Regions from separate parts of the Homo sapiens genome. Here region 1 is linked to region 2. A link is an interaction called in ENCODE POLR2A ChIA-PET data of the cell type or tissue named here. Cell type or tissue: PC-9. All regions are shown on one strand. Links, peaks and the distances in the headings refer to the core of each region. The heading gives the core; the rest is flanking DNA. Region 1 has its middle 17 kb from the start of NANOG. Region 2 holds the start of NECAP1 (NECAP endocytosis associated 1).

Region 1 (9,465 bases), core at 1,633-5,632, 270 kb after region 2:
CCTATCTCAAAAAACAAAAAAAGTATATTATACTAAAATTTGTCTTCCCAAGGATTATAATTGTTTTTTATCGGAGGAGGGGAACAGGATATCACTGTATTGCCCGGGCTATTCTCCTGGGCTCAAGCAACTGTCCGGCTTCAGCCTCCTGACTAGCTTGGACTTCAGATTCGAGCGACCAAGCCTTTCACATTACAATTGTTTTTTTAATTAATTAACTATTTATTTATTTGAGATGGAGTCTTTCTCAGTTGCCCAGGCTGCAGTGCAATGGTGTGATCTCGGCTCACTGCAACCTTAGTCTTCAGGGATCAAGTAATTCTCCCGCCTCAGCCTCCCCAGTAGCTGGGAGTACAGGCACACACTGTCATGCCTGGCTATTTTTGTAGTATTGTAGAGACGGGGTTTCACCATGTTGGCCAGGCTGGTCTTGAACACCTGAGCTCAACTGATCCGCCCACCTCGGCCTCCCAAAGTGCTGGGATTACAGGCGTGAGCCACCGCGCCCGGCCAATTGTTTTTTTATTATTGAAAGGTAGGAACACTGAGAAAAGCAGGGAAAGAGTAGGACCTTCCTGGTAGGAGCAGAAACCCATAAACTTAGACAGGGTAAAGCCTGATAAATCCTACAGTCAGGCCAGGGGCAGTGGCTCACGCCTGTAATCCCAGCATTTTGAGAGGCCAAGGTGGACGGATCACTTGTGCCCAGGAGTTCTAGAGCAGCCTGGCTCACATGGAAAAACCTCATCTCTACTAAAAACACAAAAATTAGCAGAGTGCGGTGGCATGTGCCTGTAATCCCAGCTACTTGGGAGGCCGAGACAGGAGAATCGCTTGAACCTGGGAGGCGGAGGTTGCTTTGAGCCGAGATCGCACCATTGCACTCCAGTCTGGGCAACAGTTGGGAGACTCCATCTCAAAAAAAAAAATTAGCTGGGCATGGTGGTGCACACCTATAATCCCAGCTACTCGGGAGGCTGAGGTGGGAGGACTGCTTGAACCCAGGAGTTGGAGGCTGCAGTGAACCATGATAGCACCACTGTACTCCAGCCTGGGAGAAGACAAAAAAAGAGTACACTAAGTTTGGACCGGCCCATGTAGCTCATGCCTATAATCCCAGCTCTTTGGAAGGCCAGGGCAGAACAATAGCTTGAGGCCAGGTGTTCAAGGACAGCCTGGACAATGTAACAAGACCCCAGTCTCTACAAAAATAAATTTAAAAAAATTTTATTTCATAAAAACAATTAGCCAGGTGTGGTGGTGCATATCTGAAATTCTAGCCACTGGAGAGGCTGAGGCAGGGGGATCACTTGAGCTCAGGAGTTCGAGGCTGAGGTGAGCTATGATCGATCCACTGCACTCCAGCCTGGGTGACACAGCCAGACACTGTCTCAAAAAAAAATAAAAAATAAAAAATAAAAAATAAATGCTCATGTAAATGTAAACTGAAAAAAAGTAAAAAATAAAAATAAGTAATGTTAAAAATAAAATGATTGACCAGGCGCGGTGGCTCACGCCTGTAATCCCAGCACTTTGGGAGGCCGAGGCGGGCAGAACACAAGGTCAGGAGATCAAGACCATCCTGACTAACACGGTGAGACCCCGTCTCTACTAAAAATACAAAAAAAATTAGCCGGGCGTGATGGCGGGTGCCTGTAGTCCCAGCTACTTGGGAGGCTGTGGCAGGAGAATGGCAGGAACCCAGGAGACAGAGCTTGCAGTGAGCCAAGATCACGCCACTGCACTCCAGCCTGGGCGACAGATCAAGACTCTGTCTCAAAAAAAAAAAAAAAAAAAAGATTAAAAAAAATGAATGTATTCCTCATTCCTCCACAGCTCAGGTGACAGAAAACTGAAATCTATTTTTTTTTTTTTTTTTTTTTTTTTGGTGATGGTGCTGGGGAATGAACCCAGGGCCGTGTGCAGAAAGCTGAAATTTTATGGCTGGAAGTGCCCAAAACCAACAGAGCAGTTTGAAATTAGGAGTGAATTGGCTGGGCACGGTGGCTCACACCTGTAATCCCAGCACTTTGGGAGGCCGAGGCAGGTGGATGGTGAGGTCAAGAGATCAAGACCATCCTGGCTAGCACGGTGAAACCCCATCTCTACTAAAAAATACAAAAAAATTTTAGCCGGGTGTGGTGGCGGACGCCTGTAGTCCCAGCTACTTGGGAGGCTGAGGCAGGAGAATGGCATGAACCCAGGAGGCAGAGCTTCCAGTGAGCCGAGATCATGGCACTGCACTCCAGCCTAGGCGACAGAGCGAGACTCCGTCTCAAAAAAAAAAAAAAAAAAATAGGAGTGAATCCTACCAAAAACAACTAAAAAGGGGGGAAAAAAAACCATAGAGAAAGTCATTCCTAAAAGTCTGATCATATTTTCTGCCCAAATTCCTGACTGACCAGCGAATTTTGCAAGCACAGGTGTCTCCAGGCCAAAAAGCAGCAGATGAAGACCCTAGAGCAGGATAGAGAGATCAGCTGTTGCTCGTTGCTGGGAAGATAACGTTTTTGCCTACTAGAACAAAAATACAAAATGCCCAGAAGAACACAAGAGAATCCAGAGTTTCTACAACATAATATTTGCAACATCAAGCTTTCAATCCAAAATGACTAGCTCACGTCATCCCCCACAAGTGTTGGGCTGTGAACTACTCCTAAAGACTGGCAGTAGATCCCAGGAGCCTACCTCCCTGGTGCCATGTTGCTGGATGTCCCGCACCTGTCCCATACTGTAGCTGTGCTAGATGTTCTGATTCTAATAAACTCTGAATTTTCCTCAGCTAACGCATGATCTTGACCATGAATCTCCACAAGGATCTCTTATAAACTGTGAGGGAAGCTGAAGCCAATCCTATGACTCCGACACTCTGTTCAGCTTGCCTTCTGTTAGTCTTTGTTCAACCGTGGCCCTGTTCATACACACCTGCGGGCTTGCTACCCAATTTTCTAAAGCTAAATAGGTGACAAAAGAGAAAGAGAGGCCGGGCACAGTGGCTCACGCCTGTAATCCCAGCACTCTGGGAGGGCGAGGTGGGCGGATCACGAGGTCAGGAGATTGAGACCATCCTGGCCAACATGGTGAAACCCCGTCTCTACTAAAAAATACAAAAATTAAAAATTAGCTGGGCATGGTGGCGGCGCCTATAATCCCAGCTACTTCCCAGCTACTCAGGAGGCTGAGGCAGGAGAATCGCTTGAACCCGGGAGACGGAGGTTGCAGTGAGCCAAGATCACACCATTGCACTCCAGCCTCAGCGACTGAGCAAGACTCTGTCTCAAAAAAAAAAAAAAAAAGATGAAAGAGACTGATACACTTTTAGTTAAACTCCACAGCAACAGATTTCTTTTTTCCAATGTCCTCAGCAAATTTGTATCTTCATTACAATATCTAAACACACTCTTCCAAGAACATTTCCATGTCTGCCTGCTGGCTTAGTTTATAACCACTATGAATCACTTGTAAAAGCAGTGTCACTTATTCTGCTAAGGTTTTCAATCCATTTTTTTTTCCCTAGGGCCTCCAGTTTATTCCATTTAGAGGAACTTCTACTTCATCAAGTACATCTGAGTATATCTGATCCATCATTCTCAATTGATTTCTATCTTGAACCACATGTAATTGAAGAATATGTCTGGGCATCCATTCCCTTGTCCCTGAACATGTGATGGTTAAGGAAAGTTCCCTATCATTGTAAAACAGTTGGGAGATTGGTGAGCCCAGTGCCACGGTAGACCACTAGAGGGGGGTGTGACTCTCTCAGTGAGCTTAACATTGACTTAATGGCTTTGCCCAAAGAGGGACAGTCTAATCTGTGTTTCAAAAGCAAGAGTTCCAGTATTCTAGCATGTCCTAAAGGTATCAGTACAAGTACTTGAGTTATTTTCATATTTCAAAAATGTTCACGGAAATGTTACTTTTACTAGCAATTATTTAGTTCCATAGAGGCTACTCTTATGCTTTCCAAATAGATTTATCTATTATTTTTGTCAGATATGTTCTAAAAATAGAGGAAAAGCAAAAAATGCCTCCTAATTTTATTTCCTAGAGATAACTATTACTTTTATTTCTATATCTGTATCTATCTTTCCACACTTAATTTATCTCCATATATGACATGAATGGGATCACAACCTATAAACGAATCTGCTCTTTTACCTTAATAATGGAATTTTCCCATACATTTAAATCTGCTTCATCCTTTTTGTTTTTGTTTTGTTTTGTTTTGAGACAGGGTCTCACTCTGTTGCCCAGACTGGAGTGCAGTGGCTCAATCTCAGCTCACTGCAACCTCCGTCTCCCGGGTTCAAGCAATTTTCCTGCCTCAGCCTGCCAAGTAGCTGAGATACAGGCACTCGGCCAGCATGCCGAGCTTATTTTTGTATTTTTAGTAGAGACGGGGTTTTGCCATGTTGGTCAGGCTGGTCTCAAACTCCTGACTTTGTGATCCACCAGACTCAGACTCCCAAAGTGCTGGGATGACAGGCATGAACCACTGCACTTGGCCATCTTTTTTGTTTTTTATGGCTACATAAGTACTCCAATATATCATAACACATTTAAGGAAAGTCCTATTGATATACATTTAGATTTAAAAAAATATTTTTGGCCGGGCGCAGTGGCTCACACCTATAATTCCAGCACTTTGGGAGGCCGAGGTGGGCAAATCACCAGGTCAAGAGATCGAGACCATCCTGGCCAACACAGTGAAACCCCGTCTCTACTAAAAATACAAAAATTAGCTGGCTTTGGTGGTGCGCAACTGTAGTCCCAGCTACTCACGAAGCTGAGGCAGAATTGCTTGAGCCCGGGAGGTGGAGGTTGCAGTGAGCCGAGATCGTGCCACTGCACTCCAGCCTGGTGACAGATTGAGACTTCGCCTCAAAAATAATAAATAAATAAAAATAAAAATAAAAAATTGTTTAGCTATTACCAACAGTGCTGTAATGAGTATCTTTATGTGGTTGTTTGATTAATGCCTTGGCATACAGTCCTAGGGGGTGTATCAAAGGATGATCACATTTTACATTGCCATGCAGGTAACTGACATTAATTGTATATGTTCTATGAGCTAGACAAAATACATATTAGATGACAGAAATCACTTCAAGTATTATTTCTATTTACACAAAAGGGAAGACCTAAAAGCCTGCAAAATAATTTGCCCAAGGTCATAATGGTGGAGCTGAGATTTTAATGTGTGTATTTTCTTTTCTTTTTTCTTTTTTTTGAAACAGAGTTTCACACCTATCTCCCTGGCTGGAATGCAGTGGCATGATCTAGGCTGATTGCAGCCTCTGCCTCCTGGGTTCAATCAAGTGATTCTTCTGACTCAGCTTCCCGAATAGCTGAGACCACAGGCATGCACCACCACGCCCGGCTAATGTTTGTATTTTTTTGTAGAGATTGGATTTTGCCATGTTGGCCAGGCTGGTCTTGAACTTCTGGCCTCAAGTGATCCACCCGCCTAGGCCTCCCAAAATGCTGGGACTACAGGTGTGAGCAACCTCTCACGGCCTATTGTTTTTTGATTGTTTGTTTTTTGAGACAGCGTCTTTCTCTGTCGCTCAGGCTGGAGTGCAGTGGCACAATCACAGCTCGCTGCAGCCTCAACCATCAGGCTCAATTGATTCTCCCTCCTCAGCTTCCCAAGCAGCTGGGACTACAGGCAAGCACCACTGTGTCCAGCTAATTTGTTTTATTTTTTGTAGAGATGGGAATTTGCTATGTTGCCCAGCCTTGTCTAGAACTCCCGGGCTCAAGTGATCTTCCCACCTCAGCCTCTCAAATTGCTGGGACTACAGGTGTGAGCCATGGCACCCAGCTTTCATGTAACCTAGAATGAAGCAGGACTCTATCAACTTTCCCCCAAACTGAGAATTGTTACTTTTATTTCCTAAATAATTTATTATTTATCTATTCATCTGAAATGTAAATTTTGGGCGTATGTTTTTATCCTCCCAGAAAATGTTTGTATCTATGTGACTTATATTTTTTAATTCAAATAGAATAAATCATTCATATGGTTTTGTGCCTTGTTTTTCTTTTTTTTTTTTTTTTTTTTTGAGACAGAACCTTGCTCTTGTCATCTAGGCTGGAGTGAGTGTAGTGGCTTGGTTTCTGCTCACTACAACCTCCACCTCCTGGATTGAAGCGATTCTCCTGCCTCAGCCTCCCAAGTAGCTGGGATTACAGGTGCCCACCACCACGCCCGGCTACTTTTTGTATTTTTAATAGAGACAGGGTTTCGCCATGTTGGCCAGGCTGGTCTTGAACTCCTGACCTCGCGATCTGCCCAGCTTAGCCTCCCAAAGTGCTGGGATTACAGGCGTGAGCCACTGCTCCCGGCCTGTTTTTCTAACTAATAATATAGTGATCTAAACTAGAATTCTTAATCAAATATGCAGTTTCTATATATATTTGGTAGTCTTCCTGGACTCTCTACCTTGTAAAATTGATTTAGTTGTAGCTGTACTAGAGCAGATATACACTGGTTGCTGTAGCAGAAACTATTCGTTTTCCATTCACATACAATTATCTTAACTTCTTCTGAAGGCCATGTCTTTTAGTTAGGAGGTAAATCTTTTTATTTTATTTTATTACTATTTTTTTAGAGACAGGGTCTCCCTCTGTCACCCAGGCTGGAGTGCAGTGGTGCGGTCATAGCTCATTGCAGCCTCAAACTCCTGAGCTCAGGCAATCCTCTAGCTTCAGCCTCCTGACTGGCTAGGACCAAAGGCACGCACCATCACACCTGGCTAAGTTTTTAAATTTTTCTGTAGACATGGAGTTTTACTATGTTGACCAGGCTGGTGTCAAACTCCTGGCCTCAAGTGTTCCTTCAGCCTCGGCCCCCAAAATACTGGGATAACAGATGTATGCCACTATACCCAGCGGTGGGAGGCAAATTGTAATGATCTCATTCGCTTTGCCAAATTGTTAGTTTAATCATGGGCTTATGTCAATTTTGGATAATATGTGAGGAGAAGTCACAGAAAGACTTCTGAGATTTTTCTGGATTTTCAATTGTCTGCACATAAAGTCAATATCTGCAACTACCCTTAATTATAGCAATACCAGCGATCAGTTCTGATCTCTAAATATTATTCCTTGCTAAAAGTAACTAATGCTTCTTGGAGAAATGGCCAATTCTAGAAGAATGTGTAAAATGGGCTGACAACCAATTGCACAAAAACAACAACAAAAACAAAATTAGCTGGGCGTGGTGGCGGGCACCTGTAATCCCAGCTACTTGGGAGGCTAAGGCAGGAGAATCACTTGAACCTGGGAGACAGAGGTTGCAGTGAGCCGAGATTACACCACTGCACTCCAGCCTTCCAGACAGGAGCGAGACTCCATCTAAAAAGAAAAAAAAGCCGGGCCAGTGGCTCACGCCTGTAATCCCAGCACTTTGGGAGGCCGAGGCGGGCAGATCACGAGGTCAGGAGATTGAGACCATCCTGGCTAACATGGTGAAACCCCGTCTCTACTAAAAATACAAAAAATTAGCCAGGTGTGGTGGTGCATGCCTATAATTCCAGCTACTCAGGAGGCTGAGGCAGGAGAATCACTTGAACCTGGAAGGTGGAGGTTGCAGTGAGCAGAGATCACGCCACTGCACTCCAGCCTGGGCAACAGAGCCAGACTCCGTCGCAAAACAAACAAACAAACAAAAGCAAACAAAAAAATCCATAATCTCTAACATAACTGTTGAAGAAGGAAAAAAAAACTCCAAAAATAATTTTGATTAGGGTGGTATACTTGAGCCAGGAACAGTGGCTTATGTCTGTAATCTCAAAACTTTGGGAGGCCAAGGCAGGTGGATTGCTTGAAGCCAGCTGGGATTACAGGCGCCCGCCACCATGCCCAGCTAATTTTTTTGTGTTTTTAGTAGAGAAGGGGTTTCACCACATAGGCCAGGTTGGTCCTGGACTCCCTGACCTCAAGTGATCCACCCACCTTGACCTCCCAAAGTTCTAGGATTACAGACATGAGCCACCACATCCGGCTATGAAATCATTCTTTGATCATCTCCTTACTTCTGTCATATGTAACACACTGTTTCCCAATGAATCCTAATCTAGGCCCTTATAAATAGGCATAATCATTAAAATAGACTAATCTCTGGTCTTGCTCCCTTCCAATACCTTCCCGTAGTACAGGGAGAACAATCTAAAATGCAAATCTAAGTATGTTACTCCTTAAAGCTTTTAAAGGCTCATATTTTGCCTATCCTATTTTAGTGTTTCTCTAGTATACCGTCTTATGCTACCATCCTTTCTCCCTTTTTTTTTTTGAGACCCCATCTCTACTAAAAATACAAAAATTAGCTGGGTGTGGTGGCACATACCTGTAATCCCAGCTACTCGGGAGGCTGAGGTAGAATTGCTTGAACCCAGGAGGCAGAGGTTGCAGTGAGCCACTACACTCCAGCCTGAGAGACAGAAAAAGAGTCCATCTCAAAAAAAAAAAAAAAAAAGCTGGGCATGGTGGCTCATTCCTGCAATCCCAGCACTTTGGGAGGCTGAGGCAGGCAGATCACGAAATCAGGAGTTGGAGACCAGCCTGACCAACACGGTGAAACCCTGCCTCTACTGAAAATACAAAAATTAGCCAGGCATGGTGGCGTGTGCCTGTAGTCCCAGCTACTTGGGAGTCTGAGGCAGAATTGCTTGAACCTGGGAGGCAGAGGTTGCAGTGAGCCGAGATTGCGCCACTGCACTCCAGCCTGGGTGACACAGCGAGACTCTGTCTCAAAAAATAAAATAAAATAAAGAAAAATAAAGATTAGCTTCAAGGCTAACAGAGTATCTTCCTATTGTAGCCTGAGCTCTCAGAAGCTAGAAGAGGGCTTGAGTGCAGAGTGCAGCATATTAGAGAGCACACTCATTAAGAAAACAAAAACAAAAGAACAAAAAACAAACAAACAAGAGTCTTCATCTGTCACACAGGCTCACTGCAGTCTCAAAATCATGGGCTCAAGGGATCACCCTGCCTCAGCCTCCAAAGTAGCTAGAACTACAGGTGTGCACGAGCATAACTGGCTACTTTTTTTTTTTTTTGTATTTTTTCTAGAGCTGGGGTCTCACTATGCTGCCCAGGCTGGTCTCAAACTCCTGGGCTCAAGCAATCCACCTGTCTCAGCTTCCCAAAGTGTTGGGATTACAGGTGCGAGCTGCCACACCCCGCCTATAGCATGCACTCTTGATTTTCTGAGAAACGATCAACAAAGTTTAACCCTGCTACTGCCTAAGCTCTCAAAGTGTCTGTCAAACTCTTGAGTTTATATGTATTTTTGAAGTTCAGTAGTTGAGGTCAAAACACCCACCTTTGGGGTTGGATCTGATCGAATTTGATGTTAACATTCTTGAGGGAAGCTTGAGTTCACTCCCAAGTTCTCACATATGGTGTCTGATAAGACATCAGACTCGAAGGAAGAGGGGAGTTCATTCCACATCAAACTAT
Region 2 (17,636 bases), core at 10,683-14,682:
AACTTTAGAGAAAGGGAAGAAAAAATGAAGTAAACCAAAGAAAGATAAATGCAATCGGAAACACTTTTCATGGCTGTGCATTCACCTGTTTTCCTAACTTCGTTCCACTCAAAATCCCAGTTCTCTTACCAGTACCATCCTGGATCCGGATTACAAAGTAGCGGCTAGAATCTGTCACCGTCTCCACAGCAATACCAGGATATTGTTCTACTGGTGCCTGAGCAAAGAGCTCCCCTGACAGATAAGAGAAAGACTTTTTTGAGTAAAGCAAGCCAAAATCCAGAACCCCAATTAACAAGTAGTATTTCCATTCCAGTCCCCAAATTGAAGGTACTTATAAAAGCACACCAAATTAATATTCTTAATGTTAGAGGGTCACCCGCAAAGATTACCTGAAACTTTATCCTCGAGTTTGATATAGGCAGTCTTCCCTTTTGAAGTGATTCGGAGGCGACCAGTCCAATCAGGCTGGTCTAATTTCCAGTCAGAGGCCCTAGGACAGGAAAAGAGGAAGCCTCAGGCACATGTCCTTAATTTACTAACGCCCACCCACAATCTTTGACTGTATTTCTATTTCCCTATCCTGGATTGCCTATTCTTTCTACCTATTAATCAACAAGAATAATTCATGATCTATTTAGATGCCTCATGTTACATACAGTCCAAAGCAAGTAAAAGACAATGCTACTACTTGAGGACTTTGGAGTCCAATAAGCATCATTAAAAAGATGGAAAAGCACGAATAAAAGCAATAAAAAATAAAATTCTGGCCGAGCATGGTGGCTCAAGCCTGTAATCCCAGCACTTTGGGAGGCCAAGGTGGGTGGATCACTTGAGGTCAGGAGTTTGAGACCAGTCTGGCCAACACGGTGAAACCCCGTCTTCTAAAAATACAAAAATTAGCTGGTTATGGTGGCGTGCGCCTGAAATCCCTTGGGAGGCTGAGGCAGAATCAACTGAACCTGGGAGGTGGAGGCTGCAGTGAGCCGAGACTGCGCCACCGCTCTCCAGCCTGGGCGACAGAACGAGACTTGGTCTCAAATAAAGAAATAAATAAAATTTCTCATAACGATGCTATTTTCAAACTATAGATGGTATACTAGATAACCATGCTTTACTAATCAGATAACAACAAAGTCTACTACATTAAATATCCTAGGTAATGGGAGCCCTCCCAAATCAGTAAATATACTATCTTTCACTGAATTCAATCAATATTTATACAGTACTTATTAGGACAGATGCATCACTGTTCCAGATGCTTAGGATACAACAGCAACCAAAACAAAGATTCCAACCCTCATGAGGCTTACATCCTAACAGAAGATAGAAAATAAAAAAGAAACATAATAAACAGCATAATTAGTATCTTAGAAAGTGGTGAGTTCTAAGGTAAAAAGAAAATGTAGAGGCAAATTAGGAAGATTAAGAAGACAGTGGGAGAATGAACAAGTTGTAGCATTCAAGAGGGTGGTTGGGGTAGGTCTCATTAAGGTGAAATGTGAGCTAGAATGTGAAGCAAGAGAGTTATCCATACAGATGTCTGGGGGAAAAGCATTCTAGACATAAGGAACAGCTAGCCCAAAGGTGCTACGGTGGGGGCATGCCTGGCATGTTTGAGAGACAACAAGGAAGCACTGTGGTTAGAACAGAGGAAGAGACAAGGTGGGAGAGGTAACAGACGGCCAGATCACGCAGGGCCTTGTGGGTCATAGTAACAACTTCAGCTTTCACTCTGAGTGAAAAAAGAGCTATTACAAATTTTAAGCAGAGGTGTGACATGATCTCCCTTATATTCTAAAAAGATTACTACATCTGCTGTCTGGAGAAAAGCTGTTGGGATAAGAGGACTGAAGCAGGGGGATTAGCTAAGAGACTACTGCAGTAATCTAGAAAAGTCACAATGGTAGCAGAAGTGGCTATATTCTGGATATATTTAGGGTAAAAGTAGCAGGATTTTCTAATGGATTAGATATGGGATAGAAGAGAAGGATATATTTAGGGTAAAAGCAGCAGGATTTTCTAATGGATTAGATAGGGGATAGAAGCCAAGGACAACTCCAAGGTGTTTAGCCTGAGCAAAGAGTTGCCAATTATTGAGATGAGAAGGAACACATCTAGGAAGAAGGATCAGGGATTCAGTTTTAAATATGCTGAGTTTGAGATGTCTAGTAGATTTTCAAGAGATGTAGAGTAGGCAGTAAAATATATGAGACGAGTTCAAGAAAGACATCTGGGCTGGAGATACAAACGGCCATGAAAACATCAGAAATTTATAAAACGTGTTATAATCAACTTGAACAACAACTAAGATTATTTATGATGAATTTTACAAAACATTGTATTTGTGATTTGTTTTGCCAGGAGTATGGAAAACAGATTAGCAAAGTAAAAGTTATTAATAATTCATCTTCTAAGAAACCAAAGACTAATACTTAAAGACTAAAAAAGCAACCACAAGGTATATTTGAACAAGAATGAGTTTAACAAGATGAGAGGTAAAAAGCTGAAAGGAGGAAAATGAAAGTGAAAATTAGCACAGGTTTTGAACAGGATCTGTAAAATAAGTCCTTCCCATTCTCTTCCCTCTTGATTCCCTGCCCTCAAAGACCCTCAAGTACCTAAATCTGATCCAGATTAGAGAGCTCTAAAGTTCCTCATCTATTATATTAATGAGTTATTACTTATTATAATCATGCCACCAAGAGCTCATGTAAATGGGCTATTAAAAATATTAGGAACAGCCAGGCACCGTGGCTCACGCCTATAACCAGCACTTTGGGAGGCCAAGGCAGGAGGACTGCCTGAGCCTAAGAATTTGAGGTTGCAGTGAGCTATGATCGCCCCACTGCACTCCAGCCTGAGCAACAGGGTGAGACCCTGTCTCTAAAAAAAAAAAAAAAAAATTAGGAACAAGTCTATTAAATGTGTTTTTCTTGGATGAGTTCCTTATTTCTCTTGTGTATCTAGTGTCCGATACTTAACAAATTCTGTAAGTAAATGGATATTCATGGCAGCAGATTCCCTCAGCCTTGAGCCTTAGTTCCTTTCCTACTCCAAGACCTAATCTAAAGAACTCTTGATTTTGCTTGTCCTCTGACAATACTTTTAACTTACCTTACAAATTTTCATTTACCTTAGTAATAAAACTTTATATATATATAAATAAAAAACCACTATGATGATTCACAGTAAGATTCCAAATGTACATCTTATTATGTCCTTATAGTAGATATGTGAAATAGGCATGAAAAGCCTGTCATACCTCTCTTTCTCTCTAAATGATGGAAAGGATAACACAGTAAGTAATAATGCCTAACTTTAAAGTCCATTATTCTTTCATTACACTGAAACGCATTATAGAGGTTAATATTGATTTAGCTAAGGGAAGAGGGTAGTGAAGAATTTTTTTTTAAAAAAAAATAGTTTTATAGGTTGGAAAACTGTTTTCTAACCATTTATTTATTTGTGTGTGTGTGTGTGTGTGTGTGTGTGTGTGTAATAGAGTCTCACTCTTCCACCCAGGCTGGAGTGCAATGGCGCGATCTTGGCTAACTGCAACCTCGGGTTCAAGCAATTCTCTTGCCTCAGCCTCCTGAGTAGCTGAGATTACAGGCACAGGCCACCATGCCCAGCTAATTTCTTTTGTATTTTTAGTAAAGACGGGGTTCCACCAAGTTGGCCAGGCTGGTCTCAAACTCCTGACTTCAGGAAATCCGCCCGCCTTGGCCTCCCCAAGTGCTGGGATTACAGGAGTGAGCCACCGCACCCAGATTGTTTTCTAAGCATTTGTAAGTTTCCTTTTTGTTTGTTTTGAGACGCAGTCCTGCTCTGTCGCCTAGGCTGGAGAGCAGTGGCATGATCTCAGCTCATTGCAACCTCCGCCTCCCGGGTTCAAACAATTCTACTGCCTCAGCCTCCCAGGTAGCTGGGACTACAGGTGTGCGCCACCACGGCTGGCTAAGTTTTTTGTATTTTTGTAGAGACGGGGTTTCACCATGTTGGCCAGGCTGGTCTGGAACTCCTGACCTTAAGTGATCCGTGCGCCTCGGCCTCCCAAAGTCCTGGGATTACAGATATGAGCCACCGCACTCAGCCTGATAAGTTTCTTGTCAACCCAAATTTTCCTTCCCATAGTCTAGAAGTCTGGTCAGTGAAAGTCTGGGAACGAACAGCTTACACTAGGTGAATTAAAATCAATTATTCTCTCTAATCTTACCAGTCACTCAAAGGAAAAATTCCTCCTGCTTTCTAAAAAGCCCAGTTTGTCCTTTAATGTCAGCCTAGAGAATAAATCCTGCTTATAATATAAAGTGGGTTCTGGTAAATAAGAAAGATTATGCAAACAAAAAGAAAACCAGCATTTATCAAGCATTTATTATGTGCCAGGCATTATGCCCATTCTCGTGAAAATTAAGTGAAAGGGCCAGGCGCAGTGGCTCATGCCTGTAATCCCAGCACTTTGGGAGGTTGAGGTGGGTGGATTGCCTGAGGCCAGGAGTTCAAGACCAGCCTGGCCAACATGGTGAAACCCCATCTCTACTAAAAATACAAAAAATTAGCCAAGCATGGCAGTGCACATCTGTAATCTCAACTACTCAGGAGGCTGAGGCACGAGAATCAGTTGAATCTGGGAGGCACAGATTGCAGTGAGCCATGATCACACCATTGTACGCCAGCCTGGGTGACAGAGCGAGACTCTGTCTCAACAACAAAAAAAAAAAAAAAAAAAAAAAAAAAAAGAAGATTAAGTGAGAGGATCCTACAAGGTAAGTATTGTTATAGTCATTTTTACAAATGAAGAAACTAACATTCAAAAGTGGTGATTTGCCAAAGGTAACCCAGCAAATAAATATCGTTATTCAAACTTAATTCCGCTCTCTTCATGTGCTGTACTAAAAAAGTGATTGATGATAAGGTGCCTCTTGGAGGATAAAAAATGCCAGTAGACATGGAAAACACAGAAGGATAACAGGAAAAAGAGGAAAATTAAGAAACTGCTTTAATGGCTCAGTGCAGTTAACTGATGTAAGTATAAAGGTTGTGGAAAACTAAGAAGTGAAGATAGAGAAGATGGGTGAGAGGGGAGGTGTTTTAAAAAGCTTGAAGTAGGCCGGGTGCGGTGGCTCACGCCTGTAATCCCAGCACTTTGGGAGGCCAAGGCAGGCGGATCACGAGGTCAAGAGTTTGAGACCAGCCTGGCCAACACAGTGAAACCCCGTCTCTACTAAATATACAAAAATTAGCTGGGCATAGTGGCACGTGCCTGTAGTCCCAGCTACTTGGGAGGCTGAGGCAGGAAAATCACTTGAACCGGGGAGGCGGAGGTTGTGGCGAGCTGAGATTGCGCCAGCGCACTCCAGCCTGGGCAACACAGCCAGACTCCATCTCAAAAAAAAAAAAACTTCAAGAAAAAGAATATAATCCCACTTCAATATGTATCATATCCTTTAGGAGTCTTAACTCCTAAAGTTGGAAGTAATGAGCTATTTGACCTTATTTAACAGTTCAATCAATGCCACTTTATGTGATTAGGTTTCTCTGTGTAATCTACTGATTTCTTCTTTCAGTCAACATTTACAGGGTGCCCAAAGTGTACCAGATACTGTGCTAGACCCTGGGAATATAAAGTTAAAAAGATCTCAAGTTGTTCACAGTCTAGCCTGGAGAAAAAAGGAGACTAAACAATCCATTGTACAATCCACTGTAATCCATTACAATACAAAATGAAGAGCCCTGGAATAGAGATAAGAATAAAGTGCTATGCAGGAACAGAAAACCAAACACCACATGTTCTCACTCACAAGTGGGAGTTGAACAGTGAGAACGCATGGGCACAGGGAGGGGAACAACACACACTGGGGCCTCTCGGGGGAGGGGCGAGGATGACAGGTTGATAGGTGCAGCAAACCACCATGGCACATGCATACCTATGTAACAAACCTGCACATTCTGCACATGTATCCCAGAACTTAAAGTAAAAAAGAAAAAGAAAAAGGTGCTATGGAAGCACACAGGGTGCATATCTAAACCAGAATGGAAGGGTCACATAGGGCCTCCCAAAGAAGGTGATGTTTAAGTGACTCATATAGTACCTGTAACTACCATCTAAAAGCATGTTGATTTCTACTTAGGGTCAGTTTGGGGTCCAACTAAAAGCTTATTAAAAACAGAACTGCTACCTCTTTGCCAAAGGTGCAACCCACAGGGCCCAGCGCACAGGTCAGCAAGCATAAAAATATTGATTCATGATGAATAAAACGCCAGTAAGGGGCAAAATAACAGACATAAGGAGAGGGTAACTTTTCAGCCAAGGTAATGATAAATGCCAGGAGGAAAAATCACAATGATGATGTGGGTCAGAGAGAAGAATAAGAACAGTATCTTGGCCAGGTGCAGTGGCCCACACCTGTAATTTCAACACTTTGGGAGGCTGTGGCAGGAGAATCACTTAAGGCCAGGAGTTCGAGACCAGCCTGGGAAATATATCAAGATCCTGTCTACACAAAAAAATTTAAAAATTAGCCAGGCATTGTGAGGCAATGCCTGTAGCCCTAGCAACTTGGGAGGCTGAGGTAGGAGGATCCCTTGTGCCCAGGAGTACACAGCTGCCGTGAGCTGTGATTGCACCACTTGCACTCCAGCCTGGATGATAGAACGAGACCCTGCCTCTCTAACAAAAAAAAAAAAAAAAAAAAACGACGGCTGGGCGTGGTGTCACGCCTGTAATCCCAGTACTATGGGAGGCCAAGGTGGGCAGATCACAAGGTCAGGAGTTCAAGACCAGCCTGGCCAACTTGGTGAAACCCCATCTCTACTCAAAATACAAAAATTAGCCAGGTGTGGTGGTGCATGCGTGTAATCCCAACTATTCAGGAAGCTGAAGCAGGAGAATCGCTTGAACCCAGGAGGCGGAGGTTGCAGTGAGCTGAGATTGAGCCATTGCGCTCCGGCCTGGGCAACAAAGTGAGACTACATCTCAAAAAAAAAAAAAAAAAAAAAAAAAAGAACAAACAAATAGTATTTGTAACTGCTTTATTGCATTTCCTACATTCTTTCACATCCATTATATGATTTAATTTTACTCTCCCAAAAACCCTTGTTAAGCACATTATAAGAGCGCAGGTATCATCACTAACAGGTTTTTTTTTCTATTTTACAGATGAGAAAATTGAGGCTTGGAAAGGGCTCACACTCATATGGTTTAACATGAAGCCCAGTGAACTGTCTTTCAACTACATAATGTCCTATAGCATCCTCAGAACCTCACAGTCATTGGATTACAAGGTAGGTAGTTAGGCCCAACAGAGAAAAATGCTGCCTCAACTTTGGAGGGAAAAGGTGTAGGAGAGGTTAAGAAGGGAGGTAGGGAAGGAAGACAGAAAATACTATATAATCATCAAGAAAATACAATGAGAAGAAACAGAATGAACAACCGTTGTAAAGCTTATGATCATAACCTTTGCTCACTGGTAAAACTGCTGAAGGAAAAACCGAATGGTGGATGATGACAGTTGGTGACGAAATTGACAACAGTACAAAAAATAAATCAGATAATCCAGAGTGGCAAGCAACACGATTACCCATAAATGTGCATGGGGAACTGGAAAGGTGTGTGTGTGTGTGTGTGTGTGTGTGTGTGTGTGTGTGTGTGAGAGAGAGAGAGAGAGAAAGGATGAGGATGATAAGCTGAAGGACGCAGGGAAGAGCGAATGAAAGGGGACTGGCAATGGAGCAAGCACGACTGAAAGTGCATGATGGGGAGCAGATGGGTGCCCCAGGGGATTACGGGAGAGGCAGAGTGGAATAACGCAGAGTGGTAATTTAATAAAAAACAAAACAAAAAAAAAAACGGCAGAAATATGGTGATGACAGTCCAGAGTGGAGATGGAGCAGGTGGTCAGGGAGATGACAACCCAGGTAGGGAGGCTAGCAAGGTGACAATACAGAGGTAGTAGTGGCAGGGACGGACAGCGTGCTAGCTGAGAAGGAAGCTGTCATCTGCGACAGAGTACGCGTGTGCGGCAGCGCCTCGGGGTTAGTACCTGTAACCGCGGTTGGAGGCCCGGGGCGGAATCCGGTAGACGCTGACGTCTGGCTTCACACACAGCACAGACTCGTACTCCAACTCGGTCGCCATCTTGGGTCCGCTGTCGGCGCTGCCGGGGGCGAAACGTAAGACCGGAGGCGGAGCACGGGAGGCGGAGATGCAAAGCGCGACAACTTCTGTTGCGTCACTTCCGCGCGAGTTCAAGTTAGTTTCTGAGATTAACCTTTTCGGTGACGCGGGGAGCCATATTGAAACCTGGAAACGATGAGGCTGCACGGCTCACCGTCTTGGATAATGGCAAAGATGGCCTGCAAGTGCGTGACTCTCGTTATGGAAATCTCTGTCCTGGAGAGGTGCTTACGAAAAGCGCCATCTTACTCTAGGCAGGTGCCTGGAGTGTCCTACGAGGACGAGGACCATATTGAATCGTGACGGATTTTCTTACAGGAGTCACTTCCTAACTGTAGTCTCCTGGCAGAAAAGAGGCAACCTCCAGCCGGTAGTCCCAGACGAGGTACCTGCAGAGAATGATGTATGATCTGGTCATAGACACCGTGGATTTCAACTCTCCAGAGTCTAAACGCTGAAAACACCCAACTTGATTTAGTGCCTTACACTCTTTATCTCCGATTTTTCAGGACGACACCTGTTAAAATGTTTTGCCACACTTTCGGCGTGTATTCCGATTATCTTTTTGGAAAATTTGATCCTGTTAAATAGACTATACGTGGGATCAACCCAATTCCTGATAAAATCGGAAGCATAATGAACTATCTAATGGCCTATATTAGCTCCCAGTTCTATTATAATGATAAATGCTACCGAACTCTCACCATAAATATGCTTTTTCTGCGCCCCAAAGGTAAACTTAACCACAACACCCTGACAGTACAGATAGCAAGTGGCAAAACTGAGACAGAAACTCAAGCCTGCCTCATTACAACAGCAGCAGTCTTCACCGCTGCTGGAGCTGGCAAGGTCACCAAGTCTGCCCAGAAAGCTCAGAAGGCTAGATGAATATCATCCCTAATACCTGCCACCCCACTCTTAATCAGTGGTGGAAGAACGGTCTCAGAACTGTTTGTTTCAACTGGCCATTTAAGTTCAGTAGTAAAAGACTGGTTAATGAAAACAATGCATCGTAAAACCTTCAGAAGGAAAGGAGAATGTTTTGTGGACCACTGGTTTTCTTCTTCAGAAGGAAAGGAGAATGTTTTGTGGACCACTGGTTTTCTTTTTTGCGTGTGGCAGTTTTAAGTTATTAGTTTTTTAAATCAGTACTTTTTAATGGAAACATCCAAAAATTTGTCACAGAATTTTGAGACCCATTAAAAAAGTTTAATGAGAAAAAAAAAAAAAGCAAACCTGCCTCTAATTTGTCTGCTCCACCTTGGAAAGTGATATCTTAAATTTCAAAAAGAATTACCACATTTATCCCTGGCGAGGACGTGAGGAACAGTCTAATCTCATACACTGTTGGCAGGAATGTAAATTGGCACGGCATTTTTAAAAGGGAAATTAACAGAATTTATCAAAATATTAATTGGACGTAATCTTCAATTTAGCAGTTTCACTAATAAATATTGTAGAGAAATCCTTATATGCACAAAAAAGTATGTACAATAATACTACAGCATTGTTTGTAATAGTGAAAAAAATGGAAACAAAATGACCATCTATCAATGGGAAATGGTTAATGGTATATCTATTACTATGAGATGTTTTGAACTAAAGGGTTAGCCATTGAAAGAGATCCAAGATTTTTTAAAGCCAACTGCAAAAAACATACAGCATTATCAACTTTTGTCGAAACACCCCAAAATTATATATGCATGCATGTAAATGCATTGAGAAGGCTTTCAAAGGATATAAGGCTAAGTGGGGGAAAGAAACTTATTTTCTCCTCCATATATTTCTCTGTTGTTTAAGATTTATATAGCTATTATTGTCACTGAATACATGTTAAAAGAAAAATAAAGACAGAAAAGTGGTTTATTACTTGTTGTTCCTTATTTCTGACCCTATGATCTCATCTGAAGCCTAGGTCATATGACTACACCACATTGTACCTCTTTTTTTTTCTCTGTTCTGTGTTATCACTGGCAATCATTTTTGGAGGATTCTGGCTTCTGGTTCACCTTCTTACTAGTTTATACTCTTCCTCTTCTCCCAAATCTTTTAGAGATTTCAAAGCCCATATAGTTAACTCTTCCTAGCCATACAATCTCTTGACATAAATTCTAACTATCTTTACCTCTCTTTTCTACCTCACCTGTTCTTCTTCATGTTCTGCACATTGTTAGCCTTCTCTTTATTCCTCCCATCTCCTTGTTTCAACAGTTCTCTTGCCAGCATCCTTAAGTTTCCTTTCCTCTTTGTCTTTCCATCACAGCCAACCCAAAAGACTCCAGTCTTATATATTCCAACCATCTCCCTCCATCATTCTCCAAAAGCAAATCACACAATTATAAAGATTGGTGTCCCTAAAAGTTTATGGGTTTGAGTCTCAGCTTTGCCCTTAACACCCAGATTTGCCATTGCTAGTTTTTATTTTCATTCCCTTTAATGGTTGTTCCAAATTTTGCTGCCCTTTCAGGCCTTCAACTCTAAGTCTTCTCTTTTTCTTTCTTGACAGGTAAAACATCTTACTACTTCCCTAAGAAAATAAAGTTTGTGTGAACTCTCTCAACTTAATGACACCCTATTCATACTCCTATCTGCATCTTCATCTATTCTTTCTCCTATCCACTTGTGTGTGCCCTGGATTCTCCTCAGGGACCAATCTCCTCAGGGACCTGGTTAATCAGTTATCTCCTTTCTTTCCTGTATCTTAAAACTCATTTTCCATTCACCCCTTTCCCTCACCATGTAAGTATATTCAAGTCCTTTCACCTAAAAAAAAAAAAAAAAAAAAACCCTTACTTAACCATGTTTTTTCTTTATATAAATTTAAATTTCCCTTCTCTTGCTTCATCTCAACAGAAACAGAAAAAAATACAGTCTTCCTCACTCTCACCCACGATGTCTTCTCTAGCTTAACTGATCACATTGCCATAATTTTCCATACATGCCATTTTTATTCATGCTGAACATATTTGTCCAGACTGAAATGCACTTCCCGTTCATTCCTTGGTAAGATGCCTTTAGATCTAATCTAAATATCAATTTATCTCAGAAGTTTTCCTCAACTTCTCTAAATAGAACTGGTAACTGCCTCCTCTATGCTCCCACAACATTTGTACAGCTGTTTTAGTTCTTAGCACATTGCATTCAACTGCTTGTTGGCATCTCTGTTTTCCAAGGGAAAGAAACAGGTTTGTGTTTTCCCAGTATCTAGCACAGTTTTCAGACTATAGTAAGAACTCTGTATGTTTATTTGCTAAATGAATGATCATTTCAGCCTGCCTTAACAGGGATGATTTGTTCTTTCCCAATCAAAATAATTAAAAATGTCTTGGGCCGGCACAGTGGCTCACGCCTGTAACCTCAGCACCTTGGGAGGCTGAGGCAGGCAGATCACTTGAGGTCAGGAGTTCAAGACCAGCCTGGCTAACATGTTGAAACCCTGTCTCTACTGAAAATACAAAAACTAGCTGGTCATAGTGGTGCATGCCTGTAATGCCAGCTACTTGGGAGGCTAAGGCAGGAGAATTGCTTGAACCCAGGAGACGGAGGTTGCAGTGAGTCAAGATCATGCCACTGCACTCCAGCCTGGGCTACTGAATGAGACTCCGTATCAAAAAAAAATAAACTAAAATAAAAAAATTAAAAATGTCTTGTCTCGAACTTATCTTTGCCCACCACCGGGGGGTAGTAGCTACACAGCTCACAGGTTCTGGGCTGAGTAGACTGTGCTAAGTCAAGCTAGTGTTCTTGTATGTGGCTTTGTAAGTATATGATTTAACCAAGTTTAACAAAAGCTTGTTTTTTTAAATGCATTGTTGAAATTCATGGAGGCCTTACCCATCTCAAATCTTGGTCACTTTTAGATGTCATTTAAACATGAAAATAACTTATGGTTTTCTTAACTTAGCCCTACCAGTAACATATTTCCCAGCTCTTCTTTACGCACACACAAAAAGGTATTTATCACAGATTAAATTCTGACTTATCATTGCTCAGGGTACTGCTATCAATGGTATTTGTTAAAGTATAATTTTCCTAAATCCTGAAGTTGCTACACATGCAGTGGTAATAAAAATTGTAATGAGATTCGAATCATAGTTTACAGGATTTTTTTTAGCTAGAGTGGACCTTAGTAACCTTTCAGTTCAGATCTCATCCAAAGACATAGTTGGTGATGCAGTCAGGATCAGAACTTCATATCTCATGATTTACAAACTAACACTCTTTCCACTGTGAGATAGGTAAGGCCTCCATCAATTTCAACAATTCAAAAAACGAACATTTTTTAAAGTTGAAAACGCTGTGTTGGTCTTACCATGATCTCATATTTTAATCAAATAGCAGTTAAAGTCAGCCATTGACCTAAATCTAGCCATACCTACTCCTTGCTCTGCAGTGTTGTGCTGTAGCTGCTGTGTCAGGTTAAACTGGCTTTGCTTGTAAATTTGACAATCTTCAAATCTGAGGGGTAATGAATTCTAACTTTGATTTATTTACTGCTGTATCCCCAACACCTAGAACAGTGCCTGGCACATGGTAGGTGTTCAATCAATATTTGTAGTTTAAATGACAATAATCTAGAAACCTAGAGAGAGAAAAAAATAAAAAAGATTGAGAGTCCTATAACTACAGAACTTAGGATCAAAGCTACTTTAGTATTAATACTATTCATGAAGAAAAGACATCAGGTTCTACAGCCTGAAAAGCAAAGGATACGTCTCACTTGGGACACTTTAAGTTAGAATTCTGTTTCCTGATGATTTAAGGGAAATATCCTTTCCTCCTACATGTCCAAGCTATATAATAGCTTCAGAACATGAATAAAACTTGGCCCCAGGGAGATTTACAGCAATGACTCACCCTTTGTGACTCTCCGCTGCTTAATGAGGATGTGAGGCATCTGGCAGGTGCTGGGTGTAATTAGGAGAAGGACCAGGCCCGAAAACTAAAGATATCTGCTTTTTCCCCCAACTCCATCATCCCCCTACTACACCATCAAACGAAAACCCAGCAGAAAGAATTTCTACTACCTGCTATGGTTACTAGAGTGCAGATGACTTACTAAGGAAATAGCTGATTTCCAGAGTGATGAGCTTATTCATTGAAGAGCCTTAGAGGACATTTCTTACACCCCAGATTGTCAAAAATTTAAATATCTGTCAATACCCAGTGCCGGTAAGGATGTGGGGCAATGGGAACTTCGGCAGTATCTGGTAAAATGGAATATGCTCATACCTCATTACCCCTGAATTCCCTACTTAGGTAGAGCAACTCCTGCAAATATACAGTAGGAAAAATGCGCAAGAATTTCACTGCAGTGCTGTTTACTATTTATAATAGCAAGACATTGGAAATAAATGTCCATCATTAGAACAAACAATGGGATAGTATAAATAGTGAACACAAATGAACTACTTGCTGTGTGCATCAACATGAATAGATGACAAAAATAAAATACTAAGCGGGGAAAATAAATTTAAAAATAAAACTGTCCCATTTATACAATCTTCAAAAAAAGGCAAATCTAAGATTGTGTAAACATTTTATGAAATGTAAGGAAATGATAAATACAGGCTGGGCGTGGTAGCAAGTGCCTGTAATCCCAGTTACTCCAGAGGCTGAGGCAGGAGAATCACTTGAACTCAGGAGGCAGTGGTTGCCGTAAGCCAAGATCATGCCATTGCACAAATACCATTAACAAATATTGCACAAATACCATTAACAAATATCGTGCCATTGCACAAATACCATTAACAAATATCATTGCACTCCAGCCTGCACACAAGAGCGAAACTCTGTCTCAAAAAAACAGAAAATGATAAATACAAAATTTCCAGTTGTGATTACTTGGTAAGGAGGTGCAGGAGGTAGATCAGGGTAGTTTGCAGAGGGTGCTTGAGAGAAAATGGTAGCATTCTATTTCTGATGCTGAATGGTAAGCTCATGGATGGTAATTTTATTATTCAGAATGTATCTATTAATTATATGCATTCTTCCAAATATATGATATAACACACAATAAATTATGGTGAGCAACTAAGTTCTCAGATACCGATTTTAACAATAAACATTCTGTATAATAATAATGACGATCATATTACGTAATATTGATATCAGATCTTTAAGATTACAAAATGCTTTCACGCATACTATCTCATTTATTTCTCACAACAATCTCGTAGAGTAGGTAATGTTATTCCCATTTTCATAAAAAGTATGCTGAGTTACAGAAAGGTCAGTGACTTGCTCATCTAATATTTAAGTGTCAGGAACAGAACCCGAAATTCCTGGTACCAAAGCAACAGCTGACTATAACTTATAGTTAAATGTTTGTATGTATTACTAGCATTGCTATGTCTATGGTTAAATGATAGTAATAACTAACATTTATCAAGTACTGAGTCCTGTTCTACATGCTTATATGCATTATATCACTAATCATATGACATAGGTACTATTATGATCATGCCCACTCTACAGATGAAGAAACTGATACATTGTGATTAAATAATTTGTCCACAGCCATAAGTGGTAGACATATATCTAATTATCTCTAAACCCAGGTCGTTAACCAATATGCAATTCTCTGTCAATAATGTTTTCCTTCTGTCCTCAACCTCTTCATCTATAAAAGGGACAGAATATACAATAGTTACAGCGATTACAGTAGATACTTGTTATTTATGGATCACATATTTGCAAATCAGGTACTTACTAGAATTTATCCAGCTGTCAAACAAGGTGATACTGCCTTCTTGTTTTAGCTTTCATACTATAAACAAGTATCCTTTTCGCAGTCTATTTAGTGCCCCTTTTTTTGAATTTTTGGTTTTTTGTTGTTTTTAAATGATTTTATCATTTAAAATGGCCACCGAGCGTAGTGCTGAAATACTGTCTAGTATTCCTAAACATAAGAAGGCTTTGATACACCTTACAGAGGAAACATGCGTGTTAGCTACACTTCATTCAGGGATGAGTTATAGAGCTTTCGTTATAAAGGTCAATGCTGATAAATCAGCAAAGTATATGAAATAAGCCATTGGCCGAGCGTGGTGGCTCACGCCTGTAATCCCAGCACTTTGAGAGGCCGAGGCGGGTGGATCACCTGAGGTCAGGAGTTTGAGACCAGCCTGGCCAACAGAGTCTCTACTAAAAATACAAAAATTAGCTGGGTGTGCTGGCGGGCGCCTGTAATCCCAGCTATTTGGGAGGCTGAGGCAGGAGAATCGCTTGAACCCAGGAGGCGGAGTTTCCCGTAAGCCGAGATCGCGCCACTGCACTCCAACCTGGGCGACAAGAGGAGGACTCCGTCTTAAAAATAATTAATTAATAAATAAGCCATCTTTAAACAGAAACACACATAAAACAAGATTATGTATTGATCGGTCGTACATGGTGGCAGACGCCTGTAATCTCAGCTACTCAGGAGGCTGAGGCAAGAAAATCGCTCGAACTCGGGAGGTGGAGATTGCAGTGAGCCCAGACTGCGCCACTGCACTCCAGCCTGAGAGGCAGAGCGAGACTCAGTCTCAAAAAAAAAAAAAAGTATTGATCGTTTGATGTGTTCCCCATGACTTTATAAAATATGACTGCCTAAAATAATGAGAGTATTCACTTTTAGGGAAACATTCCAGCTAACAGCAGAAGCTCTGGAGGCCAGCTCTTTGGTTCTAGCTCTGTCATTTACATAGTGGTGTGAACTTAGGTAAATAGCTACTTTGCATGTCAGTGTCCTGTTTGACAATGAGTTACCTATCTCATCATTGGGTTGCTGCGTGAGTTAAACGGCATACAACCAATGAAGTGCTTAGCACAGAGCCTAGTTAATAAACCATCCTGTGTACGTTATTACTAATACTAACTAGCATTTGAAATAAGTATTATGTTTGTTTAGGGAAATATAAACAATGATACAATTGATATTTTGGCACTTCAGAAGATATACAACAGAACATAACAACTAAAATATAATTGCCACTTTGAAACCTTTTCTCGCTAGGCACGGTGGCTCACGCCTGTAATCCCAGCACTTTGGGAGGCCGAGGCAGGTGGATCACAGGGTCAGAAGATCGACGCCATCCTGGCCAACACGGTGAAACCCTGTCTCTACTAAAAGAATACTAAAAATTAGCCAGGTGTGGTGGTGCATGCCTGTAGTCCCAGCTACTCGGGAGGCTGAGGCAGGGGAATCGCTTGAACCCGGGAGGCAGAGATTGCAGTGAGCCAAGATCATGCCACTGCACTCCAGCCTGGCGACAGAGCGAGACTCCATCTCAAAAAAAAAAAAAACAAAAAAAACACCTTTTCTCCTAATGGCTAACAAATCTGCCCAGTGTAGTATGATTTGAAGAGATTTAGAAGGAGCATTTTATCTGAAATGTTTATGTGTCTTCACCTTCTTTTGCCTGCATTTTAGTGGGAATGAAATGGAGAAGAAAGAGCAAAGGAGAAAAGAAATGGAGAACACATTTTCTTCTTTGTTGTTTTTTTTTTTTTTTTTTGAGACGGAGTCTCCTCTGTCATCCAGGCTGGAGTGCGGTGGCACGATCTCAGCTCAGTGCAACCTCTGCCTCCCAAGTTCAAACAATCCTCCTGCCTCAGCCTCCCTAGTAGCTGGAACTACAGGCTTGCACCACCATGCCCGGCTAATTTTTGTATCAAAAATATATCTTGACCTACATTGACGAGAGCCATCTACCCCTCAGTAGTCCTCTATTCTGTCTCCCCTCCAAAAAAAAAGCTTCTATGACTTCTCATTAGATCAGTTGGACATACACAGAAGACTTGTCTCTGTAGCAGGACAAGCCGCAGACAAAACCCCTCAGACGCCGAGTTAAAGAAGGGAAGGAAGGGCTTTATTCGGCTGGGAGCTTCAGCAAGACTCACGTCTCCAACAACCGAGCTCCCTGAGTGAGCAATTCCTGTCCTTTTTAAGGGCTCACAACTCTAAGGGGGTCCGCCTGAGAGGGTCGTGATCGATTGAGCAAGCAGGGGTTACGTGTCTAGGGGCTGCATGCACTGTCATTAGATCAGAACAGAACAGGACAGGGATTTTCACAGTGCTTTTCTATACAATGTCTGTAATCTATAAATAACATAACCAATTAGGTCAGTGGTCGATCTTTAACTACCAGGCCCAGGGTGTGGCACCAGGCTGTCTGCTTGTGGATTCCATTTCTGCCTTTTAGTTTTTACTTCTTCTTTCTTTGGAGGCAGAAATCGGGCATAAGACAATATGAGGGGTGGTCTCCTCCCTTATCTCCTTGTTCACTTTTGCCTTTATAGAACTAAAGTCACAAAGGGTGTTAATGAAACATGTACCTACATTCAGTTTACTTCCACTTCAGCCTCTCCTACCTGGCTATTCTAGATACACTCTATAATAGAAAGTCAAAAACCAATAAATCGATAGAATAAGCAAAGTTTGTTAGATTTTCTTTAAATCACTAAGATTTGTCTG

What was found. ChIA-PET counts read pairs that join two places held together with the same protein. Peaks named below come from ENCODE experiments on the same cell type or tissue, not always from the same donor. Only the 100,000 strongest peaks of a DNase experiment are listed, where the experiment ranks them.
Region 1: POLR2A ChIA-PET joins it to region 2 with 9 read pairs; 3 of 35 experiments call an interaction of 5 or more read pairs at or near these places.

What each region holds. Positions count from the first base shown.
Region 1 is chr12:7,801,331-7,810,795 of GRCh38, reverse strand. No RefSeq gene overlaps it. Among named protein-coding and RNA genes, the nearest start is that of NANOG, 17 kb to the right of the region's middle. RefSeq lists enhancers at 2,496-2,995, 4,962-5,481, 5,482-6,003, 8,498-8,999 and a silencer at 3,664-3,823. In PC-9, for the core only: CTCF peaks have their summits at 3,534 and 3,737 (motif pointing right); DNase peaks (open chromatin) are centred at 3,735 and 5,335.
Region 2 is chr12:8,072,793-8,090,428 of GRCh38, reverse strand. NECAP1 (NECAP endocytosis associated 1) reads right to left here and starts at 8,155. Exons shown (of 8, transcript NM_015509.4): 1 at 8,046-8,155; 2 at 393-493; 3 at 130-234. The coding sequence starts at 8,140. RefSeq lists enhancers at 7,913-7,972, 8,043-8,262, 7,694-8,893, 12,799-13,300. In PC-9, for the core only: CTCF peaks have their summits at 11,650 and 11,853 (motif pointing right); DNase peaks (open chromatin) are centred at 11,878 and 13,028; H3K27ac peaks cover 886 bases.